Regions from separate parts of the Homo sapiens genome. Here regions 1 and 2 are each linked to region 3. The links are chromatin contacts, found by Hi-C or POLR2A ChIA-PET in ENCODE. All regions are on one chromosome and are shown on one strand. Each heading gives the region's core, a stretch centred on a gene start or an enhancer-like site at or near the end of the contact. The rest is flanking DNA. Distances are from core to core; before and after follow the strand shown.

Region 1 (3,264 bases), core at 1-2,500, 7.3 Mb before region 3:
ACCTTCCCTTATCTGATCAGTTATGTAACAGAATAATGGATCCTGGCATTTGCTTGAAAATACATAGTGTAGGTATGGGGAAAATGTAGGTTAAGAAAAACTATCATTTGGACGGTATTAAGCTCCAGAAAATCACCAGAATAGAAAAAGTAGAAAGCAAAATTGATGTATTTATTTTTGACTAAGTCACTAACTGCAAACAAACGAGGAGAGCAAATATTATTTAAATTATCCATCCCCACTCCACTGGTCAAAAATATAATTTTTCTTTACAGAATGTGGAGAAAAGGGGCTCCCCTGAAGTGTGTTAAAAGAGATGAGGACGGTCAGAAAAATCTGTCTGAAAAAAAAACGGAACTATCTTTAAATAATACTGCAAAATAGAAATATAAGCTACATCTTAATAAATAAATGTCTCTGGTTAATGGGAGGAAAGATGTGAGGCAGGCAGGATTACAAAGCAACGAGACAGCGGGAGGTAAGGGCACAGGATTTGGAGACTCATATATTATGTCAACACAGCCAGGAAATCAAAATCCTAGACCTAAACTGCACAATCAAAAGTAGGATGTAGACAACTATTGCGGAATCAAAAGTCCTAGCCATATGCTCACCAGCCTTTTGAAATGGGACAAGTGATACTATCAGTCTCATCTGTAAAATAAAAGTATAGTGTTTTCCCTGCCTACTTCATGTTTTGTTATGTTTACAAAATGGTACTATTCCGCTCTATGTTTAACTCACAAGCACGCAGAAGCGGAGCAGGCTGAAGATAGGATGCCTGTCACAGGAGCTCTGCCTCTTCCTACATCTTACCTGTCGCCTGCTGCTTCAGGAAAGGTACCTGGTAGGATCCAGGACCCACATGGGCCTCAGTGCTGCCACCTTCAGCCAATTTGAGCAGGCGGGGAGCCCGATCATACATAGTGCTCGGGGTGGTGGGGGCGCTGGGGAAGGGCAGGTGCCGAAAACGATAAAAACAAGGTAGCTAGAAGTGTGGAGAAAAAGGAAGCCGACACCAGTCTGAGGAGGCCGGGAAAGAACTTCCGTAAACAGGGAAATTAGGGGTGGGGTTGTCTCCCCGCCCGCTCATTGATACCAGATTTCCTCAAATCGATTTCTAGCTCTGTGGTAAAGTAGAGGGGTGAGCGACTAGAGATTAGACGTCCCACACAATCATCAGTTTGCCAGGTGCACGCCACCAAAATTGGGTATTAGGGATTAGACGCTCGCCCCGGTGCTTCCGGCCCTGACTCCGCCCACTTCTCTCCGCCCGGAAGCCTGGGGAGGAGGCGGGCCCAGTCTCTGGGGAGGAGGCGGGCCCAGTCTCTAGGGAGCGAAGTGGAGGTGCCTTCCTGGGCCGAGCCCTCGGAGCATGCGCACCGAGCAGCCACCCTTTCCCGGCTCTTTTTACCCGGAACCCGGCGCGCCTTGAAGAAGGCAGGCCTAAACCTCGTAGCTCTTGGGGTCCCGGTAACTACTTAGGTCCCGAACTTTTTTAAGTATGCAGAAGAACCTTAGAAAACGCGTTAGGAAGGGTGAGGACTAACTTGACCTTGATCTGCTTCCCGACTCAACAGAACCTAGTAAAGAAAAATGCAGTAGCATGAAGCAGAGAGCTTGGGGTTCCGCAAGCTCTCCCCCGCTTCTACTGCAGCCCCACTCGTACTCACAGAGAAAAGGCACCTCTGATCTTAACCTGTAGATAGTCCAAACTGCTAAGACAAACCCAGGGCTCAGGGCAGTGACAAGAAATGGAGAACCCAGAAAAAAAAATAACAAATAAGATAAGGGTAAAAAAGAAAAAAAAAAAAAAAGAAATGAGGACACCAGGCAAGGAGGCGAAAAGCTCACCAACTGAAGCCGTGGAAGTGACTGAAAGCTGCCTCTTTTGTCGTATGCCAGGTAACCACAATACTGATTCATCAATATTTAAAAAGCAAAGCGAAGGCACTGAAAAAGCCCAGTCCACCCCACCAAACCAATGATTCTGAACCTTGGGCAAAAGAAACCTTGCTTGTCCTTGGGGCTTAAGGAATCTATGTCAGAATCCACCTCTGCATCTCGCAGGCTGTTTTTTCTAGCAAGAATTCTGTCCAGATTATAAATATCCTCAGAGGCTTAGACAAATCCTACCTTGATCATACCTCACCTCCAAATGGTCTACAGTACGTTAATTTGTTCCTACTACAAGTTTTTATAGTTTTCATACTCTGTAATACACGATTTGCCACTCAATCCTGTGCAACATTTACTGTGGCTTCATTGTGCCATATAGGTCGGAACCCTCTCCTTGCGAGGCTATATGCTTCTCAAGGATGTATCTGTAGTACCTTTTTTTCTGTTCAATAGCTAGCTAAATTATTTATGCACTTAAAAAACACGAATTGGCATATACTGTAGGTTCCATCCCTGCTAAGTTATGAGGATACAAAGGCATAAGAAAGTCCCTGCCCTCAGGTGTTCTCTCTCTAATGGGGAAAGAGACGTATAATCCAAAACGAGAGGTGGCAAAGATTTTTTTTAATGGTAGGAAAATGAATATTGCAATATTTTGGAAACATCTCACCAACTTCGATTCTCCCTGCATTCTGTCAGAAACCCTCATAATTCTCTCAATGTTGTTTTAACCTTATTTTCCAAGCTGCCACCTATACCCATTCAGAAGATCTAGATATTTACTATGACATATTAGAAAGAGTCACAGAGATGAAAGAGAAAAATTCATGTGCTGTGTATGATAATCCAGTGGTGCTTGTAAATTTGCCCGCTATGTCCTTAAGGACATCATTTGACCTTGATGATCCAAACAAGGATATCAACCCAAACTGCATACTCAGGTCTAGGCCATGGTTGCCGTAAGCATTGATGCAGAATTTCAAGCCCTGTCTGGCCATTCTGTCTGCAGTAGTCTACATTACTCTTTGCTTGAATATACATATTTTTGGAGATTGGAAATGGAAATGGTAAAGCTGGCTTTATATGCTTTCTGTCTGATTTGATTTTCAGCCATTGAATGTAACCTAATTTAGACAAAGGGAGTTCTTCATAGCACCCTTCCTAGCTCATTTGCAGACCTCTATGGGAGAGTTTCTGAGTACCAGCTAGGAAAACACTGTTTATTTACCTTGCCTGCCTCCTGAGTGAATGCTTTTTCCTCAAGGACTTCACAGAGATGGGTAGCTGATCAATGGCAGGACCCCAGTGTTTGTGGGTCTTCTGGCCAGATCCTACCTAAATATTACACACTGAAGTGCAACCTAT
Region 2 (3,546 bases), core at 932-3,431, 7.2 Mb before region 3:
ACAGACACGTGCCACCATGCCCAGCTAATTTATTTATTTTATTTATTTTTTAGTAGAAATAGGGTTTTGCCATGTTGGCCAGGCTGATCTCCAGCTCCTGACTTAAGTGATCTGCCCTCCTGAGCCTCCCAAAGTGTTAGGATTACAGGCGTGAGCCACTGTGCCTGGCCCTGGCTAATTTTTTGTATTTTTAGTTAGAGATGGGGTTTCGTCATGTTGGCCAGGCTGGCCCTATTCATATGTAGAAGTCCTAACCCTTAGTCCCTTAGAATGTGACCTGATTTGGAAATAGGGTCATTGCAGATATAATTAACGTCCATGAGGTCATACTGGAGGATGGTTCGCCCCTAATCCGTTATGACTGCTGTTCTTATTAAAAAGGGAAATTTGAACACACAAGCACACTGGGAGAACAGCCATGTTCAGATTGGAGTTACGCTACCATATGCCAAGAAACTACCAGAAGCTAGGAGAGGCATGGACGAGATCCCTCCCCAGTGCCCTCAGAGGGAGTACAGCCCTGCCTACACCTTGATTTCAAACTTCTGGCCTCCAGAATTGTGAGATAATAATTTGTTGTTTTAAGTCACCCAATTTGTGGTATGTTACGGCAGCCCTAGGGAACTAATGTAGTGCGATTATTTTAAGAGGCAAACAAGAAGAACATCCTAAGAGTGAGGTGCCTGATAGTCTCATGCATCAGAAAAGTCCCATATATTTGACTTCAGCAGTTAAATTGTATTTTCCTGTTTTACCAAACCTTTTTAATTATCGTTTCTTGCTGTAGAAAAATCACATAAAATCTGCTCTTTGCTTAACAAATTACAGGGTCGCTTCTGATTTGTGTGCTCGAAATACTAGTCACCAAGCAGAAACTGATGACTGTGAGAATAGGCGACTAATTAACAAACAAACAAAAAAAGCCCTTTCTCAACATTGGATTGACCGAGTGAAAGTTGACAGGGGAAAGACACCTCGATTCAGCCATCTTTCTCCAACAGGTTGTACTGCTGACTGCACAGTGTCCCCTGAAGGACTCCGGTCGCTGTAGCCTTGGAGAGCGACCAGATTCCTCACCCCACTCAGGAGGAGCCAGGGCAAGATTAGGGTGCAGAGAAATCGGTTTCCTCCAGCCTCCTACCCCAGGGAAGAGGACCGAAGCCAGCCCCGGCCTCACGTGCATGCCCAGTCGGGAGGACGCCCTCAGTGGGAGAGCCCTGCTCAGGTTCTCCCCGAGGCCGAGGTGGTGGTGGGAGCGGGCGGTGGCCCCGGGATCAAAGGACCTCCGCCGGGTTAGCTTTGGCAGTGCCGCAGCCAACCCAGCAGGACGCTTATTTTCAAGCCTGGGGAACGTAGTTCCTCCCGCTTTCACAGCAGGATGGAGCCCGACGGCACCCCGGTTAAAGGGCCTTTCCAGAGCCCTCCGGGGAACGGAAGGCCGCGCTCCTCCGGGAGGGAGAACGACACACTCTTCGAGGAAATCCTGGGGCGGGCGCTCTCCTCGCTGCCGGGACCTTTGTTTCTAAGCTGGCCACAGCTAGAGCAGCCTTAAGTGTCCCAATGACACGCCTGCTATCGAGCGCCCTCCCGGCGGCCCCTCCTCAGCCAGCTGCCCAGCGGGCGTCCTCAGGTGTCCCCAAGAGGCGCAGGCCTAGTCGCCTACACGTCCTTTCCAACTTCGTCAGCTCTGGCTTCCCACCACCCCTCCCGGCTCTGCGGCGGCCCAGCCTCTTCTCCGGTTAATTCCGGCCTGTGCGGCCCGGTCGTCCCGTAAAGAAGGCAAGCCCGGGTTCCGGGTGAGGGGTTGGTGGGTCAGGGTGGGAAAGCAAGGCAGCGGTGAGTCCTCTGCTAGCAGATCGGGCTCAATATCCCCATTCCCTGTTTTCTCCGGGCCCGCCCTCCGCCTCTCAGGCGGCCGCCATGAAGATCCTCTGCCGCGGCTGCAGCCGGTCTGCAAACACACGCCCACCCGCACGCTTAGCCTCGCTCGCCACAGAGGGAGGGGTGGAAAAGGCACTGAGCATGCTCGGTGGGGAGGGCGGGGCGCTCGTGGGCTGCGAGTCGGGGCCGGAGCTCTTCAGGCCGGCTCCCGCGCCTCCGCCGCCCGCCCGCTCGGAGCCGCGCCCGCCGCAGGCTGCGCCCGCCAGTCCCGCCCCGCCCCGCCCCGCCCCGCCCCCCGCCGCTCGTCCCCGCCGCGGCCGCGCCGCCTGCAGCAGCACCAGCTGCTCCTCCCCGGCGGCCGCCCCCCGCGGGTCCCTCCCTGGCTGCGGGAGAGACGGAGGTAGAGGGAGGACACAGAGCCGCGCCGCCCGCACCACAGACCTTCGCCTCGCCCCGCCGGTTCCTCACCCTCGGGGAGCAACATGGGTAAGTCATCCTTCCTCCGCCGTCATCGCCTGACATTTTTTTCTTTCTCGGCGTGCTGCAGGGTGGGAAGCATTTCTCGCGCAAAGTTGCCGGATTTCTCCAGTCCCCGGGTGTGAGACGGTGGCTGTTCCTCCGGGGAGAGTCGGCGCACGCGGAACGCACGCCGGGTGCCGGGGCTGGGAGGGTCCCGAGCGCGGGCTGGGGTGGGGTCGGCCGCGGGCCGGACCGCCGCCCGGCTCCCCGGCACCTCGCAGCCTCGCCTCCCCTCCTCCATTCTTCCTGCCGGTGCCCGGGCACCACGGAGCCTGCCTCGCGGGCTCGCATCTGCAGCTCCATCCCCGTTTCTCCAGAGGCCGCCCGCTTCCTTTTCCCCCGCGTGTACTGAGCTCGAGGCTCGGGTCCGACCACTACCACTTCGTGTAACTTCCTTCTCTGTCAGTGCGACCTTTCCCCGTCGTGGAGACTCCTCATCCCGGGCGGGGAAGTGGAAGCAAGTAGTTTGTGAGGGAGATCTTACAACCTGCACGGAAATTATTTTCCAAGGGGGAGAGCGGACAGCCTCATAGGTTGAAAGGATGACTTGTCAGAGGCCACGAGGAACGTGAGGCAGGATAGAGCCGCTAGCTGTTGAATTAGTGCTGGGTGACTACAGTGTGCAATATTCCCGTGCCCAGCCTATTTTCTGGATTCCTTCGTCCGTCTTCTGTAGCAGGAAACTGCGCCCTGTAACGTTGTTACCGAACTTACATGGTAGTTATTCTTTCCCAGCTTCCTCCTGTCTAATCTGCATAATCTGATTTTAGTTCCTTTGTATTTATAGTTAATCTGAAGAGATTGGTTTGGATGAGAGATTTAAGAGCAAATATGTTTTATAAAACGATATATACATTTGACCTAATTTTTTTACATCATCTATTGCTTAACTGTTACATTCAGTAATCACAGAAACGTCTGATGAATGCTGTCATGTAATTAAGAGCTCAAAGTTTCTTTTAATAGTAGCGACTTGTACTAAGTTCCCCAGTTTGCTTCCACTCCTGTCTGTCATAATTTCCTCTTTTTAAAATTTGCTCCCTTGGCATCTGTCAGCTGGGACTTTTCCCACCCCTTCTGTGCGAGTTATTTAAAGCTTGAGATGAATGTGGTCCTTTCATCTGTTAATACAGTGCTCAACACGTT
Region 3 (3,663 bases), core at 1,164-3,663:
CTTTATAAAGGGCAATTTATTCGTTGCTTTCCCCTTACCCCATTCGCCCTAGAGTGGCTTCGTTTCACTTTGCCCTACCCCTTCTAGCAGGTAGTAAACAGTCCTGGCCAGTGATGCCATCTGGCGGTTAGTTCAGAAATTGTTTAACCAACACACCTTCCAATCAGGATCTTACCATCGGGACCCTCTCCAAAACCACACTCCCCTTTCTTCCAGTTTTTGCCCATTTACCTTAGTAAAATCGGGTTTTCTTCTTTCCTGCCCTGTTTATCCAACTGAATGAAAAACGTATTTTATTTGTGGCACTCTAGTTACAGAAAAATCATGAGTCCTAAGTACATTTGCAGCTAAAGAAACAAACCAACAATAAGAGGCCAACATACTCCCAAAAATGCCCCCATTCGACATCCTGTCTTAACAGAGACTGTTAGAATCTCCGTTATTCATCCAATGCCTTCAGGGAATACCAGTGCTGAGAAGGACCTTGAGGATCATCGTTTCAAGGTCAAAAGCTTCATTTTACAGCTGAAGAAACTGGCTCTGTGAGAAAGAACTGAAGTAACCACCCACCCAACAGCACACAGCGAGTTAACGGCAGAGCCAAGATTATGGCCTAGGACTCCCCATTCCAAATCCGGTACTGGGTCAACTACTCTGTGCGCTCCTGGCTTCTCAAGCCTGTTTTTGCTCAACCAGTGTATTTACTTTTTCCATAATTATAGTAATATTGTGAATCTCTGTACTATGCCTAACAGTGTCTAGCACACTTCATAAATATTTATTATTTGGGTATCTATTAATTACCGTACTTATTGCAAATCTAGAATACTTGCAGTAGACAGGCCTTTTTTCAATCTGCTTAAAAAGCGAACTGCCACTTCATAATTTTTTCTGACTATTCCCATTAATCATCACATGGTAACCTTTTAGAACATAATCCATTCAGAAATTTGAGACTTCCTGTTCACCTGATCAGTCTTAACCAAAGATAGAAGAAAATATGTGGCATAGGGTGAAAACTGCAACCAATTTTGAAGAAAATAGAAATTCTAGTACTAGTTGCATTATAATCACACGACTTTAGGCAAACTCTTCTTTCCCACAAAATAATCCTCGACCCTAAACTCATGTAGCATAACTGCAAATCTCTCATAAATTACAAATATCTATAATGATTATCGGTATTAACAATAGTAATTTATATTTTAGGCCCTGTGACTAATCAGTTTACATATATAATGTCATGTAATACTTGCAGCCCTATTTTACGGATGAGAAAAAACAAGGCTTAGCAACTTAAACTCGTCCGGGGTCACAGAGTTAAGACGTGAAGAACTCGAGGGCCTGCTTAGAACTGAAAGCCTCCAGAGCCAGTGCTCCGAAAAGGGGAGCGATAATGCAAGGCCCACTTTGATACTACCACTCCAAGGCTCTGCAGTCAGTGGGGAGTGAAGGCAAGCGACCGACATCGCTATTTTCTGTTACGGTTAACGTACACAGTGAAACAATGGGGTACACGGAACAATGAGTCACGAAGACCTGGGTCCTTTCTCTGAGCTCGGCAACTCAGGGACCCCCCCGAAGTCGCTTAGCCTTCTGGGCTTGTTCAGCTTGGGGAGGAAAAGGGGCTGCTCCGGAACCAACGAGGCTTTGGATGGTGGATCACACTCAGGGTGTAAACTTGTGCGTACCAAGTCAAGCTTCTGGGGAAAGAACCTTCATCAGAGTCCCTCCAAAAAAAGAAGACGCGCTGGATTAGGCATCCGCAAAGTTCCGCCTGCCTCTCCGACGTCAGGGAGCTCCCGCAGTAGGAGGTTTCTTACGCCTCTAGGAAGGCCGGCGTGTGGGCGGGCTCTGCCTTCCCTTCCTCACTGAGTTGTGTGAACCGGGAACGGCGGCCGGGCCGGCTAATGGCTGCAGGCCGCCGCGGGGTGGCCGCTTGCACTCTGCCTACCCCTCGGGGAGGGCGGCTGGCAGGGCACAGGGCGCTATCTACCCCCCAGCCGGCAGCCCTGCGCCTCTGCTCTCCGCTTTGGGGTCTTGATCCGCCGCCTCCTCGCTGGCAGTTCTCGTGACTCGGTGCGCGCTCCCGCGGGAAGTAAGGTGGCCTGGACCGCGCGGCTACCGCTGAGGGCCCCAAAAAGAGAGAAGGGAGACCGCGCGGGGCGTCCCAAGTGTCCCCCATTCCATCCCCCACCCAGGTTTCTCCGGTGCGCCGCTCGGCGAACCTCCGGGAGCTACTTACTAAAGAAGAGGCGGTAATTCTGCGAGCAGGGCTGGCCGCGCTCCTCAGTGTGGTACAGGGCCATAGCACGGCGCGACCCGGTCCCTGCACTGGTCCCCAACCGCAGGCACGCAGCGGCTGGGGCACCCGTGCGCAGCAGCCGCAGCAGCGCGCTCATGGCGTCAATGACGGTCCTGCTGTGCGCGCGGAGCTACCTGGGGGCTCGGCCGGGCCGCACGCCGGTGCCCCCTACCGTCCGGAGTCATCCCTCCCGCCCCGGCGCTCGGGCTGCGATCCTGGTCCCTGCCAGTGGAATCTGGAACACCAGCCAGTTGTGCGCACTATGCCCTCAGCGAGGCCGCAGCTCAAAGACGAGTGAGACAAGACCCACCACCCCTGAAGAGCTCACTGCCACTCGTTAATTCATACATTTATTCATGCCTTCATTTATCCCGTCAAGAATTACTATCATGATTTTTTAGTATAGTGATGTAATATTGAGTGATTACTCTGTGCCAGGAACTGCTCTAGACCCTGTCCAATATAGGAGATGAGCGCACATGCACGCAAAGACATCACTATAAGACAAAATGATCAGGCCACCACGTGAAAACGGGACGTTGACACCGACTTACAGAGCAAAAAACCCTAAGTAGCTTACTCAAATGCCATCTTCTCCATAAGGCCATTTCCTAACCCAGTAGAGATTATTTATTCTTTCTTTTATTTTATTATTTTTTGTTGTTGTTTTGTTTTTGAGACGGAGTCTCACACTGTTGCCTGGGCTGGAATGCAATGGTACAATCTCGGCTCACTGCAACCTCCGCCTCCTGGGTTCAAGCTATTCTCCTGCCTTAGCCTCCTGAGTAACTGGGATTACAGGCATGCGTCACGACGCCTAGCTAATTTTTGTATTTTTAGTAGAGACAGTTTCCCCATGTTGGTCAGACTGGTCTCGAACTCCCGACCTCCATTGATCCGCCTGCGTTGGCCTCCCAAAGTCCTGGGATTACAGGCGTGAGCCACCGCGCATCGGCCAGGCGGGGTGGCACACACGCCTGTAGTTCCAGCTACTTGGGAGGCTGAGATAGGAGGATGGTTTGGGCCAGTATCCAGGAGAATGGATATTGTAGAACAACCAGTAGTCTGCCACGTGTCATTTTATTTTTTTCTAGTCCATCTTCTTTGGGACTATCATCATCTAGGCTACTTTCCTACTGGGCACCCAGGTTCTTTCAGCATCTCCAATTATCGTGTGATCATTAAAATTGAGATACTGGTCTACCCAAGTTCCAGAAAGGATTCCTAGGAGATATTGTGACTAGCTACTTAGAGACACTCTACTAAGATTATAGATCCTAAAATGTTTTTGTCAACAGTGGTACCTTTGTAATGTGTCAACTTGAATAGGCATAACTATAAGGCAAATGCTCCCATAA

The links. A loop is a pair of places that touch in the nucleus more often than their neighbours do. ChIA-PET counts read pairs that join two places held with the same protein, here RNA polymerase II (POLR2A). Pooled maps may share reads with other maps.
Region 1: a loop to region 3 is called in a map of CD8-positive, alpha-beta T cell, with 16 times the contacts of the local background. The contact joins the promoter of STPG2 here to the promoter of PPA2 in region 3. A Hi-C loop is called at or near these places in 2 of 168 maps with a recorded cell type or tissue (CD8-positive, alpha-beta T cell and naive thymus-derived CD4-positive, alpha-beta T cell) and 4 of 50 pooled maps.
Region 2: a loop to region 3 is called in a map of naive thymus-derived CD4-positive, alpha-beta T cell, with 14 times the contacts of the local background. The contact joins the promoter of RAP1GDS1 here to the promoter of PPA2 in region 3. A Hi-C loop is called at or near these places in 1 of 168 maps with a recorded cell type or tissue (naive thymus-derived CD4-positive, alpha-beta T cell) and 2 of 50 pooled maps. POLR2A ChIA-PET finds 5 or more read pairs at or near these places in 1 of 52 experiments (activated CD4-positive, alpha-beta T cell).

The regions. Positions count from the first base shown.
Region 1 is chr4:98,142,226-98,145,489 of GRCh38, forward strand. STPG2 (sperm tail PG-rich repeat containing 2) reads right to left here and starts at 1,251. Exons shown (of 11, transcript NM_174952.3): 1 at 817-1,251. The coding sequence starts at 925. RefSeq lists an enhancer at 978-1,077.
Region 2 is chr4:98,259,203-98,262,748 of GRCh38, forward strand. It overlaps RAP1GDS1 (Rap1 GTPase-GDP dissociation stimulator 1), which reads left to right and starts at 2,182. Exons shown (of 15, transcript NM_001100427.2): 1 at 2,182-2,367. The coding sequence starts at 2,364. RefSeq lists enhancers at 1,423-1,722, 1,474-2,036 and silencers at 2,003-2,302, 2,403-2,472.
Region 3 is chr4:105,471,649-105,475,311 of GRCh38, forward strand. PPA2 (inorganic pyrophosphatase 2) reads right to left here and starts at 2,414. Exons shown (of 12, transcript NM_176869.3): 1 at 2,246-2,414. The coding sequence starts at 2,402. RefSeq lists enhancers at 1,595-1,764, 2,055-2,174 and a silencer at 2,395-2,604.